Regions from separate parts of the Mus musculus genome. Here regions 2, 3, 4 and 5 are each linked to region 1. The links are chromatin loops, found by intact Hi-C in ENCODE. Cell type or tissue: heart. All regions are shown on one strand. Each heading gives the region's core, and the rest is flanking DNA. Links, peaks and the distances in the headings are about the cores only.

Region 1 (6,013 bases), core at 1,014-6,013:
TCCTTGCCTTCCTGGTGGCTCAGCAGGCTCCGTTTTTTAACTGTAGACTCTAAAGGCAAACTGCTTAGCACTGTCTCTCTCACCTCTCACAGCCTTGGAGCCCTACACACCCCTCCCATCCCATCCTGCCACCTTCCAGTCCAAAAAGCCAGAGTGTCAGGGCTTTGAGAGCACAAGATTCAGTTTCCTTTTTTTTTTTTTTTTTTTTCTTCTGTAGGAGAAGAAGCCAGAAAATGAAACGGGAAACAGCAGAAGAGAAGGGGGTTGGGCGGCTGGGAAGGGAAGGGAAGGAAGGAGAGATTGCAGCCAAGTGCGACTGAAGATCTAGTCAAAGTTCTACCTCCTAAGGAAGGGTGTTTCAACAAACACTCTCACTTCTCACAAAAGGACCCCTGCCTTTTTTACAAGCAGATTCTGCAGGGATTCTTTATTGGACAGACAGAACCTCGAGCTTGCATGCCATTTTCCCCTGTGAATTCACGAAGCAAGGATGGTTTCTTTAAGGTCAGGGTGCTGCGAAGACTGTAAGAAAGTCAAGTCACAACCTCGGGCCCTAGTCACAAGTGTGCCTAGAGAGGCACTGACATTTCACTCACAGGACTGGCAACAAATGCTTTCGGGGGGCGGGGGGGGGAGGAAAAATGACTTTGGAAACTCCTGTTTTCTCTTTACCAGTCATTAAATTATACATTATCCACCTTACACGCAAACATCCAAGGGGCAGTTGACATCCCAGGGCCTGAGATGATAGACAGACACAGCTTCTGGCCCCCACCGAACTGATGAAGGCTAGTTTTTTTTGTTTTTTTTGTTTTTTTTTTTTGCTTGGAGAGATAGAGACCCATCTCTTTGTTCCCACCCACATTTGTGGCTGTTGCAGAAGATAAACCCCTCCCTCAGCCAGGGCTGTGGCCAGAGGTTAACCTAGACCCAAGCTACGTTTGAGAGGACAGATAACTGAAACCACACAAGGCTTTGGAATCCTGAGAAACGAGAAATCTACCAACGGAGAAGGATTTACTATCTGTTTCCTCTAAGGCGGGTGCAAAGTTGTTCTAACAGTTTCCGTTAGTTACAGGGGTACCAACTGGCCGCTCCTCCCCAACAGGCGGTTTTGTTCAATTAGCTTCCTTTTTTTTTTTTTTTTTTTTTTTCTTTTTCTTTTTTTTGGCGCCAGTTCCTGCGACAGAAACTGCTTGAGGGAGAATCCTCGGGGGTGTTCTCTGAGGTTTCCTTCCTCGTCCCATACAGTCATCTGAGGTGGGACAGAGGACTGTCGCAGGGCAGAGGTCCTTCATTGCCAGGAGGGGAAAGGCAGGGGGAATTCCCCTACTTTCTTCTCATCCAGTTGCAGGGTACCGCTGCTTGCCACAAAAACCCCAAGAAGGCTTTCTTTTGCCTATTCATATTGTCTATCGTGTGCCAGGTCCTGTGCTGAGCTGGGGTGGCGGAACACCGAGAGAACGCGTGGCTCTGGGGCAGCGCCCGGGTCCAGCCTCGGCTCACACCGGGAAGTCAGAGGCTGCTCACGGCAGGGGACTGGGGTGAGAGCCCCGACCCGGGAGCGCAGCGCCCGCGCACAAACTGCTGGCGAGTCAAGAGGCCTACTCCTCAGGTGTCACCACGCCGGGAAGGTGCGACTCACCGCCGCCGCCTCGGCCCCCGCCCTAGCTGGGGTCAACATGGCCGCCGAGGAGGGGGGCGGGGCGCTCCGAGTCCGGGCAGGAGCGGGGCGGGGCCGCCGTCGGCCGAGCCGGCGCGCAGGCGCGGCACGGACGGGACCCGGATGGAGGCGCTGAAGTTGGAGCTCCGCGGGGGTGGTCTGGACGCGCGGGCGCGGAGGATCCGGCGCCAGCTCTGCAACTCTGGAGTCCTCCGGGGAGGGAAGCTGTCAAACGCAGGCCGAGAGAAATTAGGCGGAGGCTGTAGAGAAGCGAGGAGCCCCGCCCCTCCGCCATAGCAGCCTCCGGCGCCGCCTCTTCCTTTGCAGCCTCCGGCCCTCGTCTGCTTCCGGCCCCGTTGCCTGGCCCGGCCCCGCGATTCCCCCGGGACGAAGCCCTGGGCCGTGGCTCCCTTGGGGTGAGGGTCACTGTCCCGTCCTGGGTAGGAACTGTGTCCGAAAAGAGCAGGCTGGAACGGGCTCCCAGTATGGCAGGGCTTAGCAGAAGGAGGCGGCTCGCTCCACGTTGCCTCTGGGTCATAACGCAGCACCCATTTGAGAGTATTAGCCTTCCGCAGAAAATCCAGGACTCCAGTTCAACAGATCTTTCCCAGTTAGGGCCCATCACCATAAGCTTCCAGCAACAACATGTGCTACAGTTGGAGAAAGTTCTGGGCTAAGCCTTGGATGTCCTGGCTGGACAAGGAATGCATACCCTTTGTTTATGGCAAAAAGCTCTCCTGACTGTGGACATAGGTTTTAGAAAGCAGTGCGTGAGGAGCTTTAAGTGGTGGGCGTGTCACTTGGCTCCAGTGAGCCTCAGTTTTCACATCCATAAAATGGCGATGGTAATTACACAGTCTTACTGGTGTCTAATGAGATCTCTGGAGCCTATTTCACGGGTAAATTAAAGAAAAATGAAACTGGTTGGTTCTAAGCATCCGGCCAGTTAAGAGTCTGATTTGGCAAGGGGCTTCTTTCAAAGGGGTGTTGGCAAAATAGCTAGAGAGATAATTGACTGTCTTGATTTTACTTTGTTTAACTTGAGTGTGGGTTGCATCTCCTGTGGCCACTGATGCCAGAGTTTGAAAGAGGGAAGGACTGAGAATCAAGATGCAGAGGTGGATTCAGTACTTTTCCTCTCTCTGCCTCCTTTGTGCGTGCGGATTGGAGGCCAGGGAAAAGAGAGGGAGGGAGGGAGAGATTGATTGAGTTTGAGTTGGGTGTCCATGTTTCTGTCATTTATTTGGGTTTAGTGAATCCAGTGTTGGAGATATCGTGGGTAGTCAGAAAATGCTGTTTCCTGCGGCTTAACTTTAAACTGAATTGTCCTAAATAAACCGACATGGAGTTGGGAGGTGAGGGGGCCTCCTTTTCTCCCGGTCTCCTGGTGATGAAGTAAGCAGCAGGCGCCCCCTCGTGCCGAGGATGGGGTACTACCGCTATTAACCAGTCTTGTTCCCTTGGCGGAGAATTTTTTCTTTTCTCCCATGCTTTCTGTGACTTTGTCATTTGCTTTTTTTTTTTTTAATTCTATTTTATGTGCATATGTTTATGTATATATGTGTGGAGCTACAGGTGCGCCTTGGCACACCTAAGTGAGGACAGAGAACAACTTTGTGGGAGTGTCTTCTCATCTTCAGCCTATGGGTCACTGTAGTGGCAAGTGCCTTTGCCCGCTGGGCCATCTTGCTTTCTAACCAGAAACACGATGGGAGAAATGCTTGGACCAGTGATCTTAGTTCTAGCGTCAGAAAACTTGACGATTCTCTATCCTGTCCTTGCTACTTCGTGCACTTGGGAGAACAGATGTCTGTTTACATGCTGGGTCCTGGGATATAATAGAGTTAGGAGACAAAGCCCCCGTCCTCATAAGGAACAGATAGGAAGATAAAGATGGCAGAGCATGAGGCAGTGAGAATATAGGGCTGTCTGGTGGGATCAGAAAATTCCAGAAAGCAAGTGTAGCCTAAAAGTTTAGAGGGTGTTAGCCACGTGAGAGAAGAAAGACGGGGCTCTTCCTCTCCTTGCTTAAACACAGTAAGAGCTGTGACTGCTATTAAATTGTGTTTTTAAAGAAATGCCTTGATGTGCATTCTGTGCCTCAGAATGGCACTGGGTTTTTGTATGAGTTTGCCGCCACTCCCGCGGAGATGGGAAATGGCTGTTTACCCCGTCCCGAGTGGTAGACTCTGTCTTCCCCGAGTTTGTTTTAGCAGTGGGAGCTGGCCGGAGTCCTGCTGAGCAGTGGTTTTCTTTTCCTTCTCCACTTAATTTAACAGACCAGCTGAACACACATCAGAGAGTGAAGCTGGCATGTGTAGTAATTACGGGCTTCTAGGATGGTTCTGTGCCCCACTTTGGGGACTCTGGTTTGGGAATTCGCTTATTATTCTGGGCAAAAGGGAAAATGGCACAGGTAAATAATAGCAGCCACGGCATTGACTTGTGCGGTACCTTTTAGTTCAGTCCATTTTACCATGATGACGAGTTGGTGAGATCGGAGGGGTAGAGAATAGTGTCCTGGTTTACACACACAGGACTGACTCTCAGAGGGACTAAGGGAGAACTTGCAAGTGACAAAATTGGGCTTTGAACCCGGGTCTTTGAGTCCTACATAAAAGCATTTCAACGGGCTTTTAAAAGTTCTGTGAGCTTAGCTTTCCAGCTTGTGCTTATCTGTGTGTTACTTACTGACTGGCCTAGAGTGCTTCAAGAGTGACACCCAGTGGTCCAGCTGCCTTCAGGATAGTCTTCCCACCGGGAAGCCAGGTGGCTCTGTTTGCCATGGCCATGTTGAAGTGGGTGATTCCCCTGGAGAAAATGTTATTGATTTGCTTTTGGCCTGTGTGTGACCTTTTCTCCCTTGGGTGTTAGAATTTAGAAGCCGGAGGAAGCTCAGTCCTGGTGGTGAGAGAGAGGATGGGACTCCTGGACCCATCCCAGAAAGAGGTGCTGAGATTCGCAGTAAACTGCCGCATCCTGACTCTAGTGCTACAGGTCAGTCTCTGATCCTTTCCCCTGAGCATGCACTTGCCATGTGACTGAGCTAGCAATGGAGAATAAGTGGTCCTCATCTCCCTACTTCCTGGTGTGCTTCAGCATGTGGGTGATCACATACAGGCTGAGACCTGGAACCTGAGAAGTGGGCAAGAGCCTTAAACTGTGTATCGATCATGTGTCTTACACGTGAAGCAGCAGGTTAAATGATTTGTCCAAAGCTAAAGACCCCTAGCTCCCTGCCCAAAGTAGAGATTTTCCTAACAGCCTTAGCTATCTGATGGTCTTGCCAACCGAGATACTTTTAAGGTGTGTGTGACCGTTCACAGTGTCACACAGGGCTCTTTTTTTCTTGGAGTTCAAGTTCTGTGCTACTTGAGTGGGAGAGAGGAGCCACTTTCAAGTTCTGAGACCATCTATGAATATCCACAGTCCTGAGTCCCTCTCCTTGCTGTCTCCAGCATTCAGTTCTCAGTCTTTTTGCCCTTTTACCAACCCCTCCCCCAGGCTGCCTTGATACATACTTTAATGAAAGTTGCACATATGTGAATTATTTGGTGCCTAGTGTACTGCTCTGTACTTGAAGTCCCAAGTATATGACTGTGAACAGAGGTCACCACCCTAGAGTTGCTGAGTTGACATAATGATGTGTGTCTATGTCACTCGTACCTGGGACTCCTTCCTTTGTAGAAACCTTTTCTGTCCCCCTCCGCCCCACTGCTAACCCGCTCTGAGCTTCTCGCTCTGAGCCTTTCCTCCCCTGCTCTATGCTCACTTCAGGTTCTGCTGACTTTGGGCATTAAAGAGTCTTCATCTTGGTGGCCTGTACTGTTACCTGTGATTGTCACCCCATCCCATTTCTTTTCACTGGAGTGGCCTGATGAGGAAACTGACAAGAAGAGAAAGAACCTTTAAGTGAGCTGTGCTCTTGTCGCTGGGCTGGGGAGCCTGACTCAGTGATGGCTGAGCCAGCACCAGCTGAGCTCCTGGCAGGAGCAGAGGAGCAAGTCAGCAGCTGGGAAGGGCAGCCAGGGCAGCTGGGCTCTCAGGCACTGTGAGCGTGGAAACACTCTATTTCCCCAAACCCCTGAAGTTCAGCCACCAAAATTATAGTAAGTACTTATTCCCCAAACTGTGCTAAATTGTGAACGAAAGGTCATGTTTTCCCTCAAGTAGCTGACAACCTAATGAGGCAGAAAGACATATAACAATAAATTGATTTCATTCTCTCTCCTTAGCCTTCCAGCTGTAATGCTAGTGTTATCAGATTATAGCCCTAGCTCCCCTCCGTTGTCGCTGGCATCTCTATCAGTGACAGTTACTCTCTGAAGGTTTTAACTCCCTGTTCACTGG
Region 2 (6,013 bases), core at 586-5,585, 100 kb before region 1:
GGCCCGGGAAATGGTTCAGTAGGTATACATATAGGAGGACAAGAGTCTTGATTCCCCAACACTCCTGTAAAAGGTGGGCCACGTGCATATTCAGATGGATCCCAGGAGCTCACTGACTGGTCAACATAGCCAAAAAATGAACTCCAGAGTCAGTGAGAAACCCTAGCTCAATAAAGAAGTCAGGTGGCAGCTGGAGAGATGGCTCAGCAGTTAAGAGCCCTGGATGCTCTTCCAGAGGACCTGTGGCTGGATCCCAGCACCCCTACAGGAGGCTCAAAGCAGTCTGGAGCTCTGGCTCCAGGGTGTGTGACACTCCCTTCTGCTCTCCCTGGGCACCCTCAGAAGGGACACATGTATGCACACGTACACGTGTGCATGCACGGGCACACACACACACAATCCCAGCACTCAAGAGGCAGAGACAGCAGGATCTCTGAGTTTGAGGCCAGCCTGATCTACAGAGTGCTAGGACAGCTAAAGCTACACAAGAGAGACCTTGTCTCAAAAAAACAACCCAGAAAACAAACCAAACGTAACTCCTGTCAATTCCGTGCATCGAATCCTTCCTCACGTTTAGCCTTTCTGTTCTCTCGTCCTGTTAAACTATATCCATGTGCACATTTGTTTACATATAAACATATTGACTAGAATTTAAAATTATTTAAATTCTATATTAAATGACATTTTATTTCATTCGTAATTATTTTTCTAGTTCTGTAACGGATTTTTAAAATTTTGGTGGGGGATAAGCCCATAAAACATATTTGACGTTGAATGTGTAAAACTGTAAAATTTAATGTGAGTTTCCAGAGTGTCCATTCCTATTCTTTTGTTGTTGTTATTGTTTGTTTATTCCTTTGAGACTATCTCTCTACATTACCCCTGGCCTTAAACTCGCAGAGATCTGCCTGCCTCTGCTTCCAGAATGCTGAGATTAAAGGCATGTGTTACCACACCCAGCTCAAGGTGAGGTTTTTTTGGATTTGTTTGTTTGTTTTTCTTCTTTTATTGAGACAGAGTTTTAACCAGCCTGGCCACCGGGGCCAGGGCCGGGCCGGGCTGGGGGGCATGGGCAGAGGCAGGGCATGGGCAGGGGCAGGGCAGAGGCAGACAAAGCTCTGTATTTGAGGCCAGCCTGGTCTACAGAGTGATTTCCAAGACAGAACTATACAGAAAACCCTGTCTTGCCGGGCAGTAGTGGTGCATGCCTTTAATCCCAGAGGCAGGCAGATTTCTGAGTTCAAGACCAGCCTGATCTACAGAGTGATTTCCAGGACAGCTAGGGCTATATAGAGAAACCCTGTCTCGAAAGAAAAGAAAAGAAAAGAAAAGGAAAGAAAAGAAAAGAAAAGAAAAGAAAAGAAAAGAAAAGAAAAGAAAAGAAAAGACAAACAAACAAGAAAACAAAAACAGGAACAGAGAAAGGAATAACTTTCATGGGTCACCACGTTGGCTCAGCCTGTGAAGAGCTTGCCGCGCAAGCTTGATAGCCAGAGTTTGATCCTGGCACCCACTGGAAGGAGAAAAACTATTCTAAAAGTCATCCTTTAAGTCAGCCAGTGGCAGTGCACACCTTTAATTTCAGCACTTGGGAGACAGAGGCAGGCAGATCTCTGAGTTTGAGTCCAGCCTGGTTTACATAGTGAATTTCAAGACAGTCAGAATTATGTAGAGAGACCCTGTCTCTGTGTGAGGAGGCCAGAGGACAACTGGCAGGAGTCAACTCTCTCCCCCGTCCATGTGGGGTCCCAGCTACCGAACTCGGGCCCTCATGCTTGTTAGCTGTACCCACAGAACTGTCTTACACTCATTCGTTTTTCCAAAGAATGTGAAAGAACGGCAGTGAGCACGTGAGCTTCAGTTGAACCGTCCTTCCCAGGAGCGAGAATGTGAAGTGGAGACTCAGGTTACTACGGAAGTATGGTGCAATGGATAATAACCTATAAAGGTTGTTTGCTGACACCTCCATGTCACCTCACAGAGGGTCGCAGACGCAGGCTCCAGAATCCGGTGACATTTCACTGCATTTCACGCTAGCTGTCCTTGGGAAGATTTTCAGTTCAGATACGCCTCGTGACAAAAACTCAGTGCTGGGGAGCTTCCTCTGTGAGAAAAGAACATCTCCACTTAGGGGAAGAGAAAATCTTGTTCCCTTTGCTCTGCATTATGGGTAGTAGTCTCTTTAGAGTGCCTTTGCCCCTTTTAAAAATAGGCATAACTTATGCATACCGATGTCCAAACACACCACTATAGTGACCCCTGGAAGTGGCAACAGGATTAGCCCAGATGGAAACAAACCTTGAGAGATGGTTAGCTTCCCTGGTCCCTGAAGAGTCACATGGGGAAACAAAAGTGGGGTGATTCGAGGCGAGCACTGGGAGCCAAGAGAATCAGGAAGAGAGTGTCTGCGGCGGAGTTCCCCTGAGACCTGCATGCATTTGCGCGCGCGCATGCACACACACACACACACACACACAAATACACACACGCTTCTTTCTCTCTTGGTCCTTTGCAGGCACCTGGGACATCATCCTAAGGTAGCACACCCTTGACCTCTCCTGGTGACACTGTGTCCTGGGCCACACAGCCTTGATTGCCAGAGAAATACGGAGGAGCAGGAGTCTTGGATGGAGAGAGAGCTTGACCCACTGTCCACTACTTCAAGAAACGGGCATAAGGTGGCAGCACTGGCAGTCCCTGCATGTGCCTGAGGAAGCTTGGCCAAGGGCCAGGTAAGCTGGAGCTCTCAAGTCCCAGGGAGAAGACGGCAAAAGGAAACTCAATAGAAGGCGCCATCCTTAGCCTATGGAGAAGTGGAAGGGGGAGGCTGTCTAACATACATGGTATGCTCCCATTTATATGACATGTCTGTGATAAGCAGCTCCACAGACCGGAAGTAGGACTGCAGCATTGAGCTGTAGAAAACTGCTGAAAATAAGGGGTTTCTTTGCACGGTGATGATGTTCTGAAACTCTGGATAGGACTAGATTGGTTTTTGTTTTGTTTTTTAAAGAATTTATTTCCATCATTTTTTAAAAAATTCTTTATATTTGTGTGTCTGTGTCTGGGCATGTGCAGATGACCCAGCAGGCCAAGGGGTGTGGCACCTCTTAGAGCTGGAGTTACAGGTGGTTTGAACCACCTAATGTGGGTGCTGGGAACTGAACTCAGGTCCTCTAGAACAGTGCCTGCTCTTAACTGCTGAGCCATCTCTCCAGCCCGAGATGGTGATTATATCTCAGTGCTGTTACTTAAAACAAACAAACAAACAAACAAACAAGCAAACGCCAGAAAGGTGACTCCATATGTAAGTCACTTACTGTGAAGTTCACTCCTTGGGACAGAGACAGTGAAAGGAGAGAACGGACTCCTACAGTTTATCTGATGACCCTGATACCTGCACCTGGACACTCTTATGTCTTCATGCACAATAAAGTAAACAAATAAATAAGTGTGATAAATACAAAAAGAACAGGGCAGCCATAGCAGCCCGCATCTGCAATGCCAGCACATCTGCAATGCCTACATAAGAGTAACCCTACAAGGTGAAGCTAGCCTGGGCTACATAAGAGTATCCCTACAAGGTGAAGCTAGCCTGGGCTACATAATGACTCTGAAGCCAGTTGCTCATATATAATCCAACCAAGTGCTTTGGAAGTGGAGGCCCAAGGAACATGGATTTCAGGCTTGGGCTGGAGAGATGGCTCAGCAGTTAAGAGTGCTTCGGGTTCTTCCAGAGGACCAGAGTTTAGTTCTCAATACTCATATCAGTTACTCATACCTCTAACTCCACGGACCTGGAGTTCTGGCCTCCTTAGGCACTCACACACATATGATATTCACTCAACACACAGACACAGACAGACACAAATAATAAAAATAAATCTTTAAAAAAAAAAAGGTTTTGGGCCTGGGCTGGGGAGATGGCTGTATGGATATAATCGCTTGTCTGTCAGCCTGATGCCTTGTGCTGCACCTCTGGACCTACAGGAAATACCCTAAGTGGTCTAACCTCAGCACATCTGCAGGGAGCTGAGCAATCTCCTGGAAATTCATGGGCAAGCCAGCCTGGAGCAGCAGTGCATCTAGAAAAAGACCATCCCTCACCATAGCACATCTCCCAAGAGTCATTTGACCTCCATATACACACAGTGGCACACACACACACACACACACACACACACACACACACACACACACACGCACTAATACTAGCAAGACATAGAAAAGGACACTGGTAATATTGTATAATTTAGTCTCTTTTTTTTTTTTTTTTTTTTTTTTTGGTTTTTCGAGACAGGATTTCTCTGTATAGCCCTGGCTGTCCTGGAACTCACTTTGTAGACCAGGCTGGCCTCGAACTCAGAGATCCACCTGCCTCTGCCTCCCGAGTGCTGGGATTAAAGGCGTGCGCCACCATGCCCGGCTTAGTCTCTATTTTTAAATGTGTGTAAAACAAAAACAAAAAACAAAACCAAAAACCAAACAAAAACCCAGGACCTAATTTCTAAGAAAGTAGAGTTTTAGCTAGGTGAGGTTGTGGACACTTACAGTCTCTATACTTGAGAGGCTTAAACAGGGTAATGAGAGCTCAAGGCCCAGCTACAGAGAGTCTCCATCAAAACATAAAAGGAGACAGACAGACAGACAGAGACAGCAAGACAGGTAGGCAGACAGATACAGAGAGAGAGAGAGAGGAATCTGGTGTATTTTTTATTATTGTTATTTTGTAATGATTAGTCTATATCAGCCTTGATTTTTTTTTTTTTTGTAGAACAGGGCTATCTGTCAATCAAATGACTATGTGAACAGTAGAGACAATATGACTCATACATAATAGCTTTATTATTGTCTTATTTGTGGGACATGGACACTCTACTATTTTCCTTTCCATAACTACTTTATTCCATAATTATCTTTTTCTTTTGGTACTAAGATTTGAACCTAAAGTCATGAGCATATTTTTTTCTAGACCTTCTCCCTCTTTTTCTTTTTCCTTTTTTCTTTTTTTTTTTTTTTTGAGACACGGTTTCTCTGTATAGCCCTGGCTGTCCTGAAACTCACTCTGTAGACCAGGCTGGCCTCAACCTCAGAGATCCCTCTGCCTCTGCCACCAGAGTGCTGGGATTAAAGACATGCACCACCAAACCTGGCCTGGTTTTGTTTTTCTAAACAGGGTTTCTTTCTGTAGCCCTGGCTGTCCTGGGGTTCACTCTGTAGACCAGGCTGGCCTCGAACTCAGAGATCCCTCTGCCTCTGTCTCCTGCTGGGATTAAAGGCATGTGCCACCACACCCGGCCTGACCTTCTCCCTCTTAATATTTCAGTAGTATGGAAGTTTCTTTGAGGTCAGGGTTGAGTTAACTTCATAGTTGAGTGTTTCCCGATGTCTTAGTCAGGGTTTCTATTCCTACACAAAAGTCTTGACAAAAAAGCAAGTTGGGGAGGAAAGGGTTTACTTAGCTCACATTTCCACATTGCTGTGCATCACTAAAGGAAGTCAGGACTGAAACTCAAGAAGGTTTGGAAGCAGGAGCTGATAAAGAGGTCATGGAGGGATGTGAGCTGAATAAACCCTTTCCTCTCCAACTTGCTTCTTGGTCATGATGTTTGTGCAGGAATGGAAACCCTGACTAAGACAAATTGATGCCAGGAGTGGGGTATTCCTGTGACAACCTGACCATGTTTTGGGGAGGACTGTGGAAGGACTTTGGGCTAGAAGATCCATTCCTTGTTAAGAACTCTGTGAGATGTTGTGTAGGAGCTTGGAAGATAATGTTGAGAACAGTGCAGAAGATGGAGGTCTGGTTTGTGAAATTTCAGAGAGAAGATTAAAGACTCTTATCAGGGCTTTTGCTATTTTGATTGTGAAGAGTCTGTGGTTCTGGTTAGCTGGGGCTGAAGAATCAGCTGTGATTGACAAGATACCAGAGCTACTAAAGCAAAACTTTGCATTACTGGGACTATTGATGCTGGTTAGCTGGAGCTAAGAAATTAGCAGTGATTAAGAAGAG
Region 3 (6,013 bases), core at 391-5,390, 87 kb before region 1:
CTGTATAGACCAAACTAGCCTTGAGCTAACAGAAATCAACCTGCTTCTGCCTCCCGAGTGCTGGCCTTAAAGGTGTGCGACACCGAGTTCAGGAATAAGTTTACTTTATTTGTTTGTTTGTTTGTTTTTGTTTTTTCGAGACAGGGTTTCTCTGTATAGCCCTGGCTGTCCTGGAGCTCACTTTGTAGACCAGGCTGGCCTCGAACTCAGAAATCCGCCTGCCTCTGCCTCCCGAGTGCTGGGATTAAAGGCGTGTGCCACCACGCCCGGCTAGGAATAAGATTACTTAAAAAAAAAAAAAAAAAAAAAAAAAAAAAAGTAAAAAAGTGTACGTGTTATTTTGGGCTGAGGCTACAGCACAGTTCCTAAGTTGACTAGCCATGCTGGGATCTATATTTTAAAAGTGGAATAATATATTTTAACATATATTTGAAAATTGTAAAAAGTGTTATATAGTAGCAGGTCAGTGGTAGAGAGCTTGCCTCGTATGTTGCTAAACCATTGGCTCACTCTCCAGCCCATCATGTGTACTCTAGATTTCTATTTGTTTGGGACACACAGTGTCTAACGTTAGCATTGTGTATTCTTGTTGCAGATGGGCTCTAGTCATGAACATACAATGTGCTGGTGTGTGGGTGTCTGAGTGTGTGAGTGTAAATGTGTATTAGTGTCTGTGACAGTGTCTGTGTTTGAGTGTATGTGTGTGTGTGAGTGTGTATAAGTATCCCTATAGATGAGTGTGTACATGTATGAATGTCACTACGTACGAGTGTGTTATGGGCACGAGCATCTGTGTGCTTGAGTTGAGTGTGTATGAGAGTGTAAGTGTGTGTATGAGTGTGAGTTTGTGTGCATGCGCGCACATGGTTCCTGAAGGATCCACTGCACAGGGCAGCTGAAAATATTCACCTGCTTCCATCCTCTAGCAGGGCGGCAAGTGTCACAGCACACTTCTTCACGGGTGGTGAGGTGGTGACACAGTAGCTGCTTTCATATCTCAACCCCTCTGGGGGCTTCTGGAAATTTTAGGGACACAAGGGATGATGTGGGGAGGTGCCAAAGCCTGAAGCTATATCCCGACAGGGTTCTGTGGTGTCCCTGTTAAGTTCCTCATTCCCTGGAGCGGGGTGCCACTCCCATCACAACCACCACAGAGGTCAGACTCTTTTTTTTTTTTTTTTTAGTAGTTATAGATGGGTTCATACCCAGTCCAAGCTAGTCAGAATGCTTGTCCCCCAGGGCCATTCACTTCCTGTCTTATGCTTAATAGGTCCCTTTAGATTGTCTTTGATTCTACCATTAAAAGCCTATGAGCATCATGTGGGGGAATCTCTTGAAGTGGTTGTGTTGTGGAGAACAAGGGAAGCATCTGTGTTTCCAGCCGCCCCTCCTGGTTCAGAGTACATGCCCTCTTCCCTCCATTTTGTCTACAACCCTTCTGCGGTTTTGCTTCTAAGTATTTTCTACAGAATGTGTGGTGGAACAGAAGACTCCTTCTAGCCCCATTCCAGAATTGCTGTGAGGAACTGCCCCACTCTGTCCCACCTCAGTAAGATGGCCATGTGAGGAAACTCTGCAAACAAGGGCCTGAGAGAAGACCCCCTGGGATGCTTGAGTTTTTTTCCCCCTCTATTCTGATTTCCTTCTCCACCCTCAGCCTTAGTGTTTTCTCTCCTCAGATTACACTATATGCAGTGAAGTTTTTCCTAACTAGGCTTTACTGCACAAAAGAAAATCAGTTTACATTGGTTTAATATGGGACAAGTGTGTTATGGGCACGAGCCCATTTTGAGACAGGGCCTCTCTGGTTAGCACTGGCAGTTTTGGAACTCAACTCTGTAGACCAGGCTGGCCTCCAGTTTATAGATCAACCTGGGACTAAAGGATTATGCTACCACACTGGGCTCCAGTCCTATTTCAAACAAACAAAAGAAACCATATATATGGTAGTTTTATTATCTTATCCAAAAAAAAAAAAAAAAAAAAAAAGTCATTCAGCAGTGGGATGAGCCAATGAGCCAGAAGGGTTAGCTGTAGTATTAAGAGCCTGGGTTGGGGATTTAGCTCAGTGCTAGAGGTCCCTCAGCTCTGGAAAAAAAAAAAAAAAAAAAAAAAAAAAGACAAAAATTTTCTGCTGGTCATGGTGGTGCAGGCCTTTAATTCCAGCACTTGAGAGGCAGAGGCAGGTAGATTGGATTTCTGAGTTTGAGGCCAGCCTGGTCTACAGAGTGAGTTCCAGGACAGCCAGAGCTATACATAGAAACTCTGTCTTGAAAAACAAAAACAAAAAACAAACAAAAAGAGCGTGAAAGATGGAGTTGCTTTGTTTCTGTAGGTTGACCTTGGGAGTTGTTTTATTTGAAATATTCCACAGACCAGAATCAGCATGGACCTGTATTTTACTTATGTTATCTTATGATTATATTTGTAGCATTGCTGGGAATCAAACCCTAGAGTCTTATCCATGAGGGTCCTACCACAGAACTGCATTTATTTTATGTTTATTTCATTTTGGTAGGGAGCTGATGGTGAGGGTAATTCTTTTTTTTTTTTTTTTTCTTGAGACAGAGACAGGGTTTCTCTGTGTAGCCCTGACTGTCCTGGAACTCACTCTGTAGATCAGGCTGGCCTCAACCCAGAAATTTGCCTGCCTCTGCCTCCCAAGTGCTGGGATTAAAGGCGTGTGCCACCACTGCCAAGCAGGTAATTCTTATGTTAACACAAACACCCGAAGGATTTATGCTCAAGGCTATTTTGCCTTAGCTCAGAGGGAAAAAAAAAAGTCTCATTGAGAAATGAACATTTCTTTAAATGGGTCTTTTATTTATTTATTTTGTAAAATTAGAATCTCCCAAATTGTTTTAAGACTTTGAGGTGAGTGGAAAAGTGAACCAGAAAAGCAGTGTGCGAACTTTTGAAGCTGGAAGCCACCCGGTTCGGTTCGCTCTTAGGGCTTCTTGGGCACGATTTTTACCGCGAAGTGATGTGGAGCGCCATTCGGACTCCGTTCCATGTTCCCCCGCGACAATCCAGTTCGTGTCTTAGCGCTCCTGCCTGCGAGCCGGGAGCATAATGAATTGCCTTGACTCTAGCTTCAATCCACTTTCCTCGCTTAATATGCAGCCCAAAGTTTTGCAGCTCACTGTCAGATGGTTGTGCTAGACTTTCACACTGATCCCAAAGCCTCCGCTGGGGCTGTTTCTTCACACGGAGTTACAAACTTTAAGAAACACAGCTCCAGACGGAAATCCACGCCAGGCTTTGAACTCTGCTTCTGGCTTCCGTCAACTGACACAGTTGCCCTTTTGCTCAAACTCGCAGCTCCAGCTCGCACTTGAGAGCGCTCGGCTGGGTGTCTGCTGTGGCGCCGCGGCGGGAATGTGCGGGGGCCACGGCCCGGCTCCGCACGTCTCAGCCCGGAGCAGGCAGAACCCTCCCTCTGCCTCTGCTAGCAAGCGTCCTGCCCCGAGTCCAGTAAGGGAGAGAGGTCTGCGGGGCAGGCGAGGCCGACCTTTTGTTTGTTTGAGGAGTTTCGTGTTTCAGACATTTAGAGTGAGCAAACTGCGAGGGAGGAAGAAGGGCTTGTCCTCCCTGCAAGCGTTTCTTTCTCCTAGCAAAGCCTCCAGGCCCAGCTTCCACATTTTGCAGTTGACTGTGTGGGATCTTCATAGGTTCATCCCTCATTCTCAGGCCCAATCCATGCACGCTGTGCAGCCAGAGAGAATGAGAGCACATCCTCTGCCATTTTCAGCCGGTTGCTGCCGGCAGCCCAGCCCCCTTTCCTTGGCTGTGGCTGCCGCCGGAGTTCCGGCGCCCAGAAGCGGCCCCCGGTCCGCCCGGCCCCGGATCCAGTCCACTTTTGCCGATTGCCGTCCTGCCCGGCTTGGTGATAAGAACTCTCCTGTGAGAGCCAGCGAACGAGACTTTAGTCCGGTTTCCATGTCAACGATTCAGTCCATATTTGCCATCAGGCTGCCGGTGGCAGAGGCGCTTTCGAGAGGAGAGCGCTGTCCTAACCCTATAATCTGCGCCGGGATTCCTGAGCTGCCTGGGTGTGGGGTGAAAAGGCAGGGGCTGTGGGGGAAAAATACCCACCGAGGGGAGGACCCACGGCCCCGAGTCGGGGTCTCGCTGCTCGGGCCAGCCACGTGCCCGCTCCTCCCCTCCCCCTTCTCCTTCCCAGTGCCCCTGGGGAAAGCGGATGGACCAGTTTCTAAGAAAGTTCCTCAGCCCAGCAGTCTTAGGTTAATGTTGTAGATCTTAGAGAGGAAGGGACTCTAAGGATTTGAGATTTTTTTTTTTAAAGAAAAGTAGAGAAGAAGAAAAACACTACCTCTCCTGACCCAGGTGGATATATTTTTATGCACTTTGCCTCATTGCTAGATTAAAATGGTGACTGTTTTCAAAACAGCGTGACCACGTGTAGGGAAAGGGATTTTGGCGCTTTCCATATGCACGGCCATGGAAGAAGGCCATGTGGACTTTCCTTGAAGACAAATCCATTCTCGCTTCCAGATTTTCACTGGGCTCCAGGTTTCCCATTACACCCCAGTTCCGAGGAAAATGGCAGGGTAATTGCATGTAAAAAATTCCTCATTTGTGTGCGGGACTCAGGACTGTTTGGCAGCTCCGAGGCAGTTGATTAAATAGCAAAGCTCCATTTATGAGGCAGCCTATAATTTGGTTTCTAGGACCTAATGCACCACTAGAGTTGTGCTTCTGAGGGCCGTGAATGAAAACTGGTCCATACCAGCCAGTTCCATCGCCTTGGCAGGTTGGTTTGGTTCTTGGTTGGGGGATGGGAGAGCAGAGGGGCTCTGGCCATGGCTCCATTCTCAGTTTACTACGGAAGGTTTGTAATGTGGGGTGTTCTTGATTTTTCTTGGGGGTAGAAGAAATGACTTAGCCTTTCAGAATTATTTCTGTTGACCCATGACATGATCAGAACTCCAGGGGCCTGCAGAGCCCACAAGTTCTAAAATAATGGTCTGTGGTCCAAAGTCTCCATTTATAAAATCTGGGAGGAAAAGAGGCCTTTGTCATTGATGCTTTCCCAAGGCAGTCTTGGTCCTGGTGAGACGCTGGAATTCCCTCTGGTTTCTCCTGGCTTGCCCTGTCAGAGCATTCCAGGCCTGCCTGAGAAGAAAAGGCTGCTGTGGAACTGGTGAGGCCTGTAGGTCTGGACAACTCTGAGCTTTTCCGCGAATGCCTTGATCTTCACAGATAAACCTGGCCTTAGGGTCTCTGGTAAACTTCAAGGAGTCTTACACCTTAGGATAGACAGCAGATCTGAGGGGCATCCGTTTTCTGTGTGACCTGTTAGGCTCTTTTTCTCTCTTTATAGAGAAAATGGTTTCCATTTTCTGCATCCCTCTTCTGCAGTGGTTTTTGAACAGAGGTTCTTTCAGTCCCTGGAGCCTCTTCTGTGGGCTGTTTACAGTCTTCCAAGGTACTTGCCTTTGAAGATTGGGCTACTGGCCATTGTGAGCTAGGTTCCCTTAGGAAGTGCTAATGGAGCTTGGTTTGCCTGGAGGACTGTCTTAAGCCCCCAACGCATCAGTAGCCACCATTTTAAGAGAAGTGGTGGGATGACCACGTTTGATTTTCAAACCTCCTGACACTGATCTGATCCGGTGGTTGGATTTGTTCACAACGTAAGTGCCTTTCTTTTCTCTTTTCCTCCTTTTCTCTGGCTAAGTAGACAAGATGCGGCTTCGGCCACTCACTCCACTTTTTATAGCCACACACTTCTGCCCTCTGACTTTAAGTGACCTGGGCAGTCCCCTCCCTTCAGTCTGTTGGTAAAATGGGGGGGGGGGAGATAATCCAGACCTCATGCCCCCAGGGCCTTGTCAGAGAGGGCTAATGAGGGCAGGGCACGGGAGAACCGATAGTTTGAACAATGGTCAGTCCTCCTTTGGGGCTAGCCAAAGGGGGGGAAAAGCAGGGCTCGCTCAGCTGGGTCTCTAGAGCAGGTCTGCAAAAGGCTTTGAAGAAGAAAAGTGCTGCGGAG
Region 4 (6,013 bases), core at 361-5,360, 240 kb before region 1:
AATAGAAATCCTAACTGAAACAGTATCAAGAAGGTTAACCCATGATTTTAAAATTACTGTCACTTCTGGTAAACTTCATTAGGCTGATACTCAATTGACTAATGTTAGGATCTCCTGCTCAAAGGAAACGCAAGTATACTTGAATTCTGAAATGTCTGTTTTCCTTTTTCCTTCTTCTGCACTCCCCTCTTCCTGTAGTTATTGATACAGTAAGTCTCTGTTGCTGACTACAGTCCTGGTTTCTTACTTCTTTGTTTTCATTTGGTTTTTAGGTTTAGATGAATTGATTGATTGGTTGATTGATTGATTGATTGATTTTGGTATTTTTTGAGGCAGAGTTTCTCAGGCAGTTTTGACTATCCTGGAACTTACTTTGTAGACCAGGCTGGCCGGCCTCAAGCTCACAGAAATCTGCCTGCCTCTCTGCCTCCAGAGTCCTGGAATTAAAGTCATAAAATTTGGATAATTTTTGAGACATGTTAAAGCTGCCTTTTAACTCCTTTTGTAGCCTAGACTAGCCACAAACCCAAGAGTGTCATGCCTCTGCCATGTAAGAGCTGGGATTACAGGCATACACTATCACATTGGGCTCCTGCATCTTTATGTGTGCAATTCTCTCTCTTGTTTAGAATGGTCTTTTTAAAGATTTACTTATTTATCTTATGTGTATGAGTACACTATAGGTGTCTTCAGACATACCAGAACAGGGCATCAGGTCCTGTTACAGATAGTTGTGAGCCACCATGTGGTTGCTGGGATTTGAACTTAGGACCTCTGGAAGAGCAGTCAGTGCTCTTAACCACTGAACCATCTCTCTAGCCCTAGAATGTTCTTTCTAAATGATCCACACATCCTTCAGCATTCACCCCTCAGCACACTGGCATAGGGATTAAAAGCCAACAAAGGCCACACCTCCCTATAAGCCTATTTCTTTCAAACCACCACAAATCCCAATAGAAAGCAATGTGTGTCTGCTAAGAACAACCTGATCCTGCACGTGGCAGTTCTGGAAAACTCCACCCGTGGAAATTCGTGGAAGTCCCCTGGGTAGCAGGAAACAGGATGATGCTATTGTTTATTAAAAGAAAGAACTGGATATAAGCTGGAATGCAGGTCAGTTGATAGTGTTATCTAGCATGCATGAAGCCCTGGGTTTGATCCCTTGCACTGACTCAAACTGGGCATGGTGGCACACACCGTGCAAAACACTTGGGTGGAGGAATAGAAACAGAATAATCAGAAGTTGAAGATCAGCTATGCCTGCAAGGCCAACCTGGGCTAAATAGGAGCTTGTCTGCAACAACAACAACTACAACGAACTTAGCCTACCATTGTATTTGACTTTGCTGTACCAAGGACTGAAAACAGAGTTTCACACACACTGGGTAAGTGCTCTACCACTGAGCTACATCCGCAGTATAACTTTGGACAAGTTATTTCTCTGAATCTAAACTTCCTTCTTACATAAGAGTGTCTACTCCTTAATTTGGTAAGGAACGCAGTTACCATGTATACAAAGGTACTCTGTAAGAACCCAGCTTAATCAGCCTCATTAAATTTTATCAACTTAATTTTTTTGTTCCATTTATTTTTATCGGGATTGGAGATGCAGCTACATGCAAATGAGGGTCAGACAACAATTTTCTGGAGTCTTATTTTTCTCCTTCTACATCTGCATGGACTCTGGGGATCAAACTCAGGGCCTAAGATTTGCACAGCAAACGCTTTATTCACTGATCCATCTCGCTGGTCCAAATATTACCCACTTTCAGGAACTGGGAATAAGAATACTTTTATTATCACTGATCTTTGATTTCACTAGGTAAGCAGGCTTTTAGGAAAGGTTGCTTTGTTGTTCAAGGCCTTGCTGCTTTAGGGAGGGATCAATTCTCATCTATTTAGATTACTGACTGAGGACACAGCAAGGAGGCTGGGTAACCGTACTCCAGTGCTCTCTCTGTCCAGAGTAAGATTCACAGTAGCTAGAGGAAATCACTGGTCAGCCGTCGCCATGACAACATCAGACCGTCCTCCGGTCCATCAACGGAAGGGGGCGGTGTCTGGAGAGTAGATCGCCTAGGTGGCCACGCGTGCCTGGGTCGCATGCAGCCCAGAGGAGTCCTCGGGTGCCAGGCAGGCACTGCTTCCTCTGTCCGCACGGGGGCGACGCAGAGCTGAGCTCCGCGCGTGCGTGGGAGCCAGTGACCGCACTGGGTCCTCTGGGCCCGAAACTGGAAGCTCCCACAGGCTCCCCTCCAAGCGTCTGATCTGACGTCGTCCACGACACACGACAGCCTCTCCCAGGACCGCCCAGCTCATGTACGGCTCTGACCCGACCATCACAGCCCTCACCGAGGCCGACACCAGACCCAAGCTTCCCAGGGACCAGCTTTGGCTATCGCCAGTCCCAGGAGGCCCAGGGAGCACGCGCACGCACGTGTGTGGGCGGGGCTTCAGGTTGGAACGCCCCCTCAGGGGCGGGGTCATAATCTGGGGAGCGCGCGGGGTGATGGGAGCAGTAGCCACGCGGAAGCCAAGCGAGCACGGGGCTGATTTACAGGGCACCACGTGGCTTGGTGGGTTTGGGTGCTCGATGCTGGCCCTAGGGTATCTCGGAAATGGGCTCCAGTCGTGCCATGTGTCGGAACGCGGCTTGGGGGAGGACATACAGGACAGTCCTGGGGCCCAGTCTGGGACTAGATCTAGGTCCTTGGTTTATAGAGTTAGTCGGAGGTCCTTGGTGTGTCATCCACGCTTTAACATTCCAGCCATTGCCCAGGCTTGTCACTTGGCGGCACCCTCCCGCCACTCACAGCAGGATATGCCCTTCTCAGAACCCAGCCAAACAGAGAGGCTCATGAGCGCTTCATCTTCAGTTTCAACAAGATTAGGTTGCCAGGCATGGTGGCTCATGCCTGTCATTCCTGGGGCGGGAAGGTCTTGGAGCCCAGCCCTGGCTACATAGTGAGTTCCTGGCTTTTTGAATACAAAGTGAGACCCTGTGTTAAAGAACTAAAACAAACAAAACCGAACAAGCATCCAAAACCTAAAACAAGCAAGCTAGACAGATAGAGGTGAGTTCTCCCGAGTCCGTTTGTGACTCCAGCAGTTTCCCTTACAGGGAGGGCTGGGGGACAGCCTCAGCAACTTAACACTGAATGCTATTGTTAACTGAAGTGCACCAGGGATAGGAGGGAGATGCATTTTCTTTCTGTTTTCTGGGGTTCAGCATAGACTGGACGTACCAATAAACCCTGCCTGCTCGCTCGTTCTCTCTCTCTCTCTCTCTCTCTCTCTCTCTCTCTCTCTCTCTCTCTCTCTCTCTCTCTCTCTCCCTCCCTCCCTTCCTCCCCCCCCCTTTTAATATGAGGCCCTGGCACAGCGAAAGTTAAAACATTTAAAATGTAATTCTAATTCATAAATCTTTTTAAAAATTAACCTTACAAAAACCAATTTAAGCCGGCCATAGTGACACAGGACTTTAATCTCAGGACTTGGGAGGCAGAGGCAAGCAGATCTCTGAGGTTGAAGCCAGCCTGGTCTACAGAGCACTCAGAGAAATCATGCCTTAAAAAAAAAAAAAGTGAGGCTATGCCAGTGCCTGGCAAATACAGAAGTGGATGCTCACAGTCATCTATAGGATGGAACACAGGGCCCCCAATGGAGGAGCTAGAGAAAGTACCCAAGGAGCTGAAGGGGTCTGCAACCCTATAGGTAGAACAACAATATGAACTAACCAGTACCCCCAGAGCTCGTGTCTCTAGCTGCATATGTAGCAGAAGATGGCCTAGTTGGCCACCATTGGGAAGAGAGGCCCCTTGGTCTTGCAAACTTTATATGCCCCAGTACAGGGGAACGCCAGGGCCAAGAAGTGGGAGTGGGTGGGTAGGGGAGCAGGGCCGGGGGTGGGGGTATAGGGACTTTTAGGATAGCATTTGAAATGTAAATGAAGAAAATATCTAATAAAAAATTTGAAAAAAAAAGAGAGAGAACTTTCAGGTTTTGTTTTGTTTTGAGACGGGATTTCTCACTGTGTAGACCAGGCTAGCCTTGAACTCAGATTCGCCTGCCTCTTTCTCCGAGCATTAGGATTAAAGACATGAACTGCCTTGTAGAACTAAAAGTCCTCATCCTTTTACTTTTTTTTTTCACACACAGTATTTTTGTGTTTACCGGCTTGAGAGATCCTACATATATAAATAAGAAGAGGTCACATGCCTATGGTTGACTCAATCTATACTGTCCTGTGTTTGTGTCAATACATAATAGATAGGATTGTTATTTAAAGAGTCGGTATTTCCAGAAAATGAACATTTACAATTCAGTTAGTCCACCAGTAATGAACTCTTAGTTTGGGCCTGTGCTTATAACAATATAACAGAACTACGTGATCACTGTCAACAGTTTTAGAGGGAATATTGGTAAGAACCAAGAAAGTCATCAAGATTAAGTCTCCTTGGTTACTTGCTCTCCTCCAGCCTGCATTGGCTTGCTTATTTGGTTCTGGTTTGGTTGATAGGGTCTCTCTGTGTAGCCCTGGTTGGCCTGGAACTCCCTCTTTAGACCAGGCTGGCCTCGAACTCACAAATATCCTCTGACTCCCTAGTGCTGGTTTGTGTGAAACGTGTTTGCCACCACCCTGGACCAGCTGATATTGTCTTATTATGTTGAGGCATAGTCTGTGTGACCCAAATTAAACCTGGAACTGACAATGTAGCCCAACCTGGCCCTGAACTTCGAGCAATCCTCCTGCCTCAGCCTCCCAAGTACCGAGAATACAAGTTTATTCTGTAAACTATACTGGATGGATTGGTTAATGCTAAGTAATTCATGCAGTGGGAATCTGGGGTCTGGACAAAGTTGTCCAGGGAGGGTTCCTTGCTAGGGTCACACAGCTAGGACGGAATGGCACAGCCCGGAACCCGGCCCAACTTTATCTGATTCCATGCCTCTGTTGGTCTCTTCCTGTTAGTGTTCAGCTGACTTCCTTCCAATCTTTATTTCTGTGCAACAGGGCAAAAATATTTACATGTAAATATTCATCGTTTTTCCTCCTCCAGCCTTGGTTCGAAACATATTGTGACAATTGCCAAGGAAGGGGGTAGACATGAAGCACAAGCCTGCTGTGTTCTGGAGGGATTCCTCCCAGGCCCACTCAGGAAAAGCTGCTGGCAGAGCAGGGGTGGCAGAGCAGTGGCAGAGCCAGGAGGGTTAGCGACTCAGAGAGGGGAGACTAAGCAGGGCATTCTAGAACTGCTCTGGCAACTTGGGACGTGGAGGAAGTCTTAGGATTCTGAGCATCTGTCTGCTGCAAGATGCCCTGGGTAATGCCAGCCCTGCAAACCCCTCAGCCTCCCGTGCAGGCTTTTGCCTCTTGTCTGTGCATTTGAGCTTAGATGGGTTATTAGGGGAGGAAACCGGACCGGTTTATTTAGGCATGTGAACTTTGTACTCTTTCTCTAAAAATTTATTTTTTTTCTTTTAGTGTGTATGAATGTTTGCCTGCATGCATGTAATTGTATTGTGTGCATGCCACGTGCCTGTGGAGGTCAGGAAAGGGTGTCAAATGCTCTGAAATGAGAGTTACAGACAGTTGTGAACCACCACATACACACTCCTAAGCACACCCACTCATCTGCACGCAAACTTCTACACACACACCCATGCATATGCATAAATAATAAATACATTTAATTATTTTTAGAAGAAGAAGAGAAAAATAACTGCTGGAGCCAAGCATTGTGGTTCATGTTTGTAATCCTAGTACCTGGGAGACAGAAGCAGGAGGACCAGGAGTTCAAAGTCATCTGTGTTGGTATAGCAACGGATCTGTCCTCGCCCAGCCCCCCCCCCCCCCCAAGCCACCAAATACACACAAAAGAGAAACCCAGAGAAGCTTGCTGCTTTGCCGGTTCTCAGTTTTGTGGTCAGGGGGGACTCTTCCTGCCCTCTTTGCTTCCATTGCAAAAATGCAGAACTTCTCTGTTTCTTAATCTGTGTCTTCTTGTAACTT
Region 5 (6,013 bases), core at 382-5,381, 300 kb before region 1:
AGAACTTACTCTAGCCCTCTCAGCCTGTGAGGCCAACTCTTCCCCATCAGGAAAGAGGCAAGATTGCATCCTTTCCTGGCCTCCCCATGGGCTGAGGAGAGAAGATGACCTCTGAAGAAAGGTCTCTGCTGAGCTAGTCTGCTTCAGGTGTCTCTGAGCTGTGAGTACTAGCCAGAACCACCAACCAAATGTCACTCTGGTCTCATGCTGTCTGTAAGCCCTCCCCCCAGCACCTCCCTCCCCAAAACGTGCGCTATGCCTTCTTCCCCATCCCTATTTCTGTGCCCAGATGCCTGGCACTGGTGAACTTTTTGGCCATCTTCTTCCTATCAGAATCAAAAAAGGCCTGACACTGAAACCAAGAGCCAATCAGTGCACCCTTTGGCAAGGCCCCCTGTACACCTGGCACTCCCCAAAAGCAATCCCTGGCACAGAGATCCCCAAGAGCAGGTGCTGTGCATTTTCCAGCTTTACAATGAGGCTGTTGACAGCTTTAATTAGGGAGGCATGAATTATGTGGCTATAATACAGAGCCCTACAATTAAGGCGGGAATGAGAGGCTGGAGGCAGCAAACGGAATCTGCCGGGCAAGCAGGGCTGTTGAGGCCTGGCTGACTTTCTCTTAAGATTGGAGTACAGTAGCGGTGATTAATGGGGCTGGTATCTTCCAGCCCCAGGACCTGTATTCTGGGAAAGGTGCACAGGGTGGGGTGGAGGATGGCTGCCTCGGGAGCCACTGTGGGCGTGGAAAGGAGAGGCAGATCCACTGTTGTCCAGAGGCAAAGGCTGAAAAATGCTTGATTTGAATTCGCAGATGTCTGCTTTCTGCTGCCATGGCTATTACAAACTAGCTTCAACCCTTGCCTCAGAAATTAAGATGGGACCTATTTTGTGCCTTCCGCCTGAGCACCAAACACCCTATTGCAGATGTTAGCCAGTTGTGTTATGGATGTCAAAAAGAATTTAAAATTTTCTTTTTGAGATACAAGGTTTGTGTGGTAACTGCAAACGAGAGAAGGTTTTGCTTTACTGCTGCAGTTGGCCCCCTCCATCGGGTGCACTCAGCTAGCTCTAGAAGGCCGGACTTTGGGCGGGGGTGGCCTGGAAGGGCCCCTCTGCCATCACACCTGTTCATCTACTTGTTTCCTAATCTTCCGGCGCTTCCCTTCAACCGCCTTTTCCTCACGCAACCGAGAGCAAGCCAGCTCGATGGTGTGTGAGGCGGGCTTTAGCCAGCTGTGGCATCTGCAAAGCCCAGGTTCCATGGCCTCTGCTGAGTGGGGGCAGCTGGGTAGCTGCAGCCCAGACCCAGAGAGCCGAGTGGGAGGGGCGTGCTCCCGGGCTGGGGCGCCGGCTTTTCTCCACCATTCTGTGACAGGGGCCAGAGGGGATTTAAGGAAGCTACCAGGCAGATGTTGGGGGGCTGTTTAACGTTGGGGAGGCGGCTCAGCAGTAGGTGCTGAAAGGACAGCTCCTACCTGCCCCGCTGTACCCGAAAGGCATCCCTGTGTGGAAAGTCTCCCCTCCCAGCCCACACCTCCACATCCCGTGGACTGCTTTCCAGGTGAGCACACCGAGGGACTCCCCAAGGTGGCAACTCAAAAGGATGCACGTCCGACTGCGCCAAGCTTAGCCTCCCGGCTCTCAGCCCACGGGAGCCCGTGGTCCCCGGGGCTGCGGCCGGCGCGCTTCCCGCCGCCTCTGGAGCTGGGCGGCGCGGCCAGGCCTCACAAACCCCTCTGCTGGGGCCCCGGCGGGAGCAGGAAGGAAAGCGGCCGAGATGTGCCCAGTGTCGCACGGCTTGGAGAAGTGGGTAGAAGGGTTGCATAAGGTGGAAGGAACTTGGTAGTTTGCAAAAGCCAGGTCTGGGCGGGAGCGGAACCCCAAGCCTGCCGCCTCGCGCGCCCCTCATTTATTACCTCCGACTCCGAGGCGCGCCCCCTCCCCCAAGGCGCGCCGCCGTCTCGAGCGCCCTCCCCCTGCACCCCCTCCTCACTCCAGAGGAGGTGAGTTTAAACCCCGCCCACGTGACCCCAACTGGGCCAATGAGCGGCGACGGGAGGTGAAATCCGGTTCTAACCGGTCCGGGGCTCCCAGCGCTATAAAAACTTTATAAACCCCCCGGAGCCCGAGCAGTGTGAGGAAGCAGCGAGGACGACCCCCGGACGGAGCAAACCCGCGCGCCGCTGTATCCCCGTGCTCAGCGCCGACGTCCCCTGCCGCCACCATGCCCAAAAGAAAGGTACGTGGCGCGAGCGCGCGGGCGCCCCGGGACCACCGCCAGCCTCGGGCTCGGGACTCGGCGGTAGGTCGGGCGCGGCGCGAGGTTCCAGCCCGAGTCCGGCTGCGGGGCGAATCGTGCGAGGCGCGCTGCCCGCGGGCGCCAGAAGCCATATTGGAGGCTCGGTGGCGGTAGCAGGAGGAGCCATGTTGGCAGCTGTTTATCCCGCTCCCTGTGGCCGCCCGCGCCCCCTCCCCCACCGGCAGCCCCCTCCCCTCCTCCCTTCCTCCCGCGGGCGAGCGAGCGAACGAGCGGGCGATTCAAACCCGAAAGGGCGGGAAGGCGGCGCTCGGCTGGGCGGGCGGGGGAGCGCGCTGCCGCCAAAACTGCGTCCGCGAGGGGCGGGCCCGCGGCGTGGCTCCGCCCTCCCCGGCCGCCCACGTTCCGGGCGCACGAGACGCGCGCCCCCGCCCACGGCTTCCCCGAGCTCCCGCCCTCGACGGCTGCCATGGCAACGGCGCCAGGCGCCGCCTCCGGAGAGGTTTGTTTGCACAATCTGCAGCTGTTAATGCCTGGCGCTGGTGGCTCCGAGCGCCTGTGGGGCCAGGCTCCAGCTTCTCCCGCGCTCTGCGGCCAGCCTGCCCGGTCTTCCGTGCGTCTCGGACTTTAGTTGGGCCTTATCCCCGTTAAGGCTTCTTATATAAAACTTGGGTGTATGCGTTTTTAGAATGGGGTCTGACGGTTGCTGTTAAGTTCCGGTTCTCTGAGATTTGCCTCCGAGGTTACAAGTTTTGGTCTTTTTATCATTTTGTAGGCTGAAGGGGATGCTAAAGGAGACAAAACCAAGGTGAAGGACGAGGTGAGTCTTATCCATTGAGGGCAACGCACAAAGCCTTGCGTAGTAGCTACCAAGGTTCTGTGGTAGTAAATGACCACGAATTGTCTCATTAACTTTTCTTTAATGTGAAGCTGACTAGTGAGGAGACCTGTGCTTATTCCTCTTACTTTCTTTTTTAATAGCCACAGAGAAGATCTGCGAGGTTGTCTGCTGTAAGTGTATGCGTCTATTTCCTGATCTTTACCTGATACTGGGAACCACTTGGGGGCGGATCTCTGTGATCCCGTTGCATTATATATGGTGGCTGTTGCACATCTAGAGGTGTTTGCTGTTGTCCCACGTTCTGATGCTTAAGACTAAAGTGAAAGATGGCTTTTACATTGTAAAAGAAAGGTGATCCTGAGAACTAGTTTTCTAAGCTGTGGTTTGATGGGTTGTTTCTTGGGTCTGTGGTACTAATGGTTTCCTCTTCTCCCTCCCCCACTTTTCCAAAATAAGAAACCTGCTCCTCCAAAGCCAGAGCCCAAACCTAAAAAGGCCCCTGCGAAGGTAAGCCAGCCTGAGACACCGCGGTGCTAATTCTAGACTAGGAATTTTCAGAGAACTGTCCTTCCCCACCCTAGCCTAATTCAACGTGAGATGACTCCTTTAGTGGATGCCCTATGCTATTCTGATTGATAGCCTTGTTCCTGAGAACTTGTCCTGTTAGTGTCCTTGGCAGCAGTTATAGAAAACTACAATTGACCTTTAAAAAAGCATTTTTAGCTGTCCTATAATTTGAACAACTCTGGAGGACTGCAAATTGTAATTTATTTTAGCTTAGTAGAGGGGATATAGACAAGCCCTCTTTGTAGAACTTTGTAGGTTATGTCACAGTAACATAAGATGTGCAAGCTAACAAACTCTTGTATCCATCCTTCCTTGGTTTTAGAAGGGAGAGAAGGTACCCAAGGGGAAGAAGGGGAAAGCTGACGCCGGGAAGGATGCGAATAATCCTGCAGAAAATGGAGATGCCAAAACAGACCAGGTAGAGTGGCTGTTCGTTTCTTGTCGGGTGTACCTGCACTTAGTGATAGCCAAACTTCTTGTTACCTGTTATATCTGTGTCACACTGCATTAGATGTGATTTTCCTCCTGCCTGAAATCCTCAGAGGTCTACCATAACCTAAAGCTTGTCCTGATAGGTCACTCATGCTGGTACCATAGAGTTTTAAAGCTGGGAGTGACCTTTGGTCTTCTCTAGTAGGGGGGTGGTTGGCAAGTGGTCTGTTCTTCAGGTGCATGCATGGGGTCTTTTTAAGTACCCAAGACCTGGATTTTAGCCCGGAAACAAGATGATTCCATATAATACTATGAGCAGATAAATTTTGGTGTACATACTGACTTTATCTGTTTTTCATTTAGGCACAGAAAGCTGAAGGTGCTGGAGATGCCAAGTGATGTGTGTGCATTTTTGATAACTGTGTACTTCTGGTGACTGTACAGTTTGAAATACTATTTTTTATCAAGTTTTATAAAAATGCAGAATTTCGTTTTACTTTTTTTTTTTAAGCTATATTGTTAGCACACAGAACACTTCATTACTGGGTGGGGGAAGGATCATGTGTCAGTAACAAAATCTCTCCCAAGCTGGATTGAGGACAGAAAACCTCTTTCCCTGATAATTTTGGAAGGCTCCTGTTGGCTCCCAGGAGAGAGATCCTGGTCTTGACCTAGGTGGCCACCAAGGCACAACAATGCCTTGTGGTCTGGGGAAACTATAAATTCACTTTTATATCCTCTTCCCCCTGTACTATCAACATAGACTTAATTCCCTTAAAAACCAGAGACCTGTTGGAACCGGGCCCCCAAAATTGGTTTCCCAGTCCATTGAGTGATGGGGACTTTGCAGTGACTTCATTGAGTGTTCTCAAAAGAGCACTGGTTCCTTTTATAAAAGATTGTGGATCTTCAGATTGATAATTCTGCCTAAAAGTCAGGGTCGGCTTGTGAAAAGTTGTTAAAACAACATCCTTAATGTGAAATGTCAACCCTCACTCTAAGCTACTTCCCCCTTTTCAAAGCATTGAATGAAGACTTCATTGGGTTTTATAGTGGCTTTCTGATTTTGGTAGTCTATACAAGAAGGGAATTTGGAAGTTCTTGTATATTGTTGATTGTCTGCCCATGTCCTGCCTGAAATACCATGATTGTTTATGAAAAGAATCTTTAATAAAGCTGGTTACAGTTAGGCTTGGAATGCTGCCTCTGATCTTTCCCAACACTGGGGAACCTGCCTTCCAGGTCTCTTGTATTGATCCATTGCTCTTGGATCTGGTCACATGGTGGTAAGTGGAGGTGGGTATATATATATGCTTCCCAGAAATAGACTGGGGAGTGGGTTTGGGAAATGGTTCTTCAAGGACGTGTAGAGATTGATTGGCAGGCCAAGTTTGGTGCGGACACCTAGACCGACTAGAGTGCTGTTGGCCTTTCTTGGGGCAGTGTTCTTGTATCAAGGTCAAGCTAACAGTTAACTTCTTAAAGCTTTGGGATGGGTTTTCTGTCTGAGACGGTGGGAACAGTGTACTCATATATTGAATCTTAAGAAAAGAATGTTGGACCTGTACCTTGGGGACATTCACTCTGACTTTGGGGACAGTTCCAGAGAGGGGAGCCTGTGGTTATGGTTAGCAGGTTGGTGCTTGAGCAAAACTTGAAGCTATAATTGGGTTCAGTACCATTCTTCAGATTGTAAATATCGTTTAACCATGGACTGCATGCAGTTCTTCCATGAGCTGTGGCAGTCTCTGGGCCAGTTACCAAGTAGACATTGCCGCCATGTGTCATGGCAGGTAGTTTTCCCAGTTGCAGGTCACTGTTGCCAAATAATGGGATAAGTGTGTTGAGCTTCAACTTTGATCTCTATTCCCATAGATTGGCCGGTTTAGCATCTGCTTTGTTGGATCTACTAA

Evidence for each region. Peaks named below come from ENCODE experiments on the same cell type or tissue, not always from the same donor. Only the 100,000 strongest peaks of a DNase experiment are listed, where the experiment ranks them.
Region 2: it touches region 1 in a loop (6-fold over the local background); 11 of 42 quality-filtered maps call a loop at or near these places.
Region 3: it touches region 1 in a loop (6-fold over the local background); 20 of 42 quality-filtered maps call a loop at or near these places.
Region 4: a loop joins it to region 1, with 2.5 times the contacts of the local background. A loop is called at or near these places in 6 of 42 quality-filtered maps.
Region 5: it touches region 1 in a loop (3-fold over the local background); 2 of 42 quality-filtered maps call a loop at or near these places.

The regions. Positions count from the first base shown.
Region 1 is chr4:133,668,385-133,674,397 of GRCm38, reverse strand. Pigv (phosphatidylinositol glycan anchor biosynthesis, class V) reads left to right here and starts at 1,751. Exons shown (of 4, transcript NM_178698.5): 1 at 1,751-2,079; 2 at 4,538-4,660. The coding sequence starts at 4,583. In heart, for the core only: CTCF peaks have their summits at 3,086 (motif pointing left) and 4,393; DNase peaks (open chromatin) are centred at 1,027, 1,867, 1,957, 3,057 and 2 weaker places; H3K4me3 peaks cover 2,867 bases; H3K27ac peaks cover 2,081 bases.
Region 2 is chr4:133,771,477-133,777,489 of GRCm38, reverse strand. Gm30019 (a long non-coding RNA gene) reads left to right here and starts at 1,716. Exons shown (of 3, transcript XR_003955286.1): 1 at 1,716-1,948; 2 at 2,516-2,732. It overlaps Gm29942 (a long non-coding RNA gene), which reads right to left and starts at 2,427. Exons shown (of 3, transcript XR_390817.4): 1 at 2,299-2,427; 2 at 1,941-2,104. In heart, for the core only: a CTCF peak has its summit at 2,672 (motif pointing right); DNase peaks (open chromatin) are centred at 2,409 and 2,719.
Region 3 is chr4:133,754,729-133,760,741 of GRCm38, reverse strand. It overlaps a transcript of Arid1a not described here. Among named protein-coding and RNA genes, the nearest start is that of Arid1a, 3.8 kb to the right of the region's middle. In heart, for the core only: a CTCF peak has its summit at 3,185; DNase peaks (open chromatin) are centred at 3,211 and 3,851; H3K4me3 peaks cover 2,693 bases; H3K27ac peaks cover 2,794 bases.
Region 4 is chr4:133,907,208-133,913,220 of GRCm38, reverse strand. No RefSeq gene overlaps it. Among named protein-coding and RNA genes, the nearest start is that of Rps6ka1, 22 kb to the right of the region's middle. In heart, for the core only: no CTCF peak of the experiment used is centred there; a DNase peak (open chromatin) is centred at 2,250; H3K4me3 peaks cover 1,705 bases; H3K27ac peaks cover 1,690 bases.
Region 5 is chr4:133,964,024-133,970,036 of GRCm38, reverse strand. Hmgn2 (high mobility group nucleosomal binding domain 2) reads left to right here and starts at 2,046. Exons shown (of 6, transcript NM_016957.3): 1 at 2,046-2,242; 2 at 3,036-3,080; 3 at 3,242-3,271; 4 at 3,558-3,608; 5 at 3,991-4,086; 6 at 4,464-5,298. The coding sequence starts at 2,228. The coding sequence ends at 4,499. It overlaps Dhdds (dehydrodolichyl diphosphate synthase), which reads left to right. Exons shown (of 9, transcript NM_001362959.1): 9 at 1-1,009. In heart, for the core only: a CTCF peak has its summit at 2,778; DNase peaks (open chromatin) are centred at 2,036 and 2,726; H3K4me3 peaks cover 3,381 bases; H3K27ac peaks cover 2,323 bases.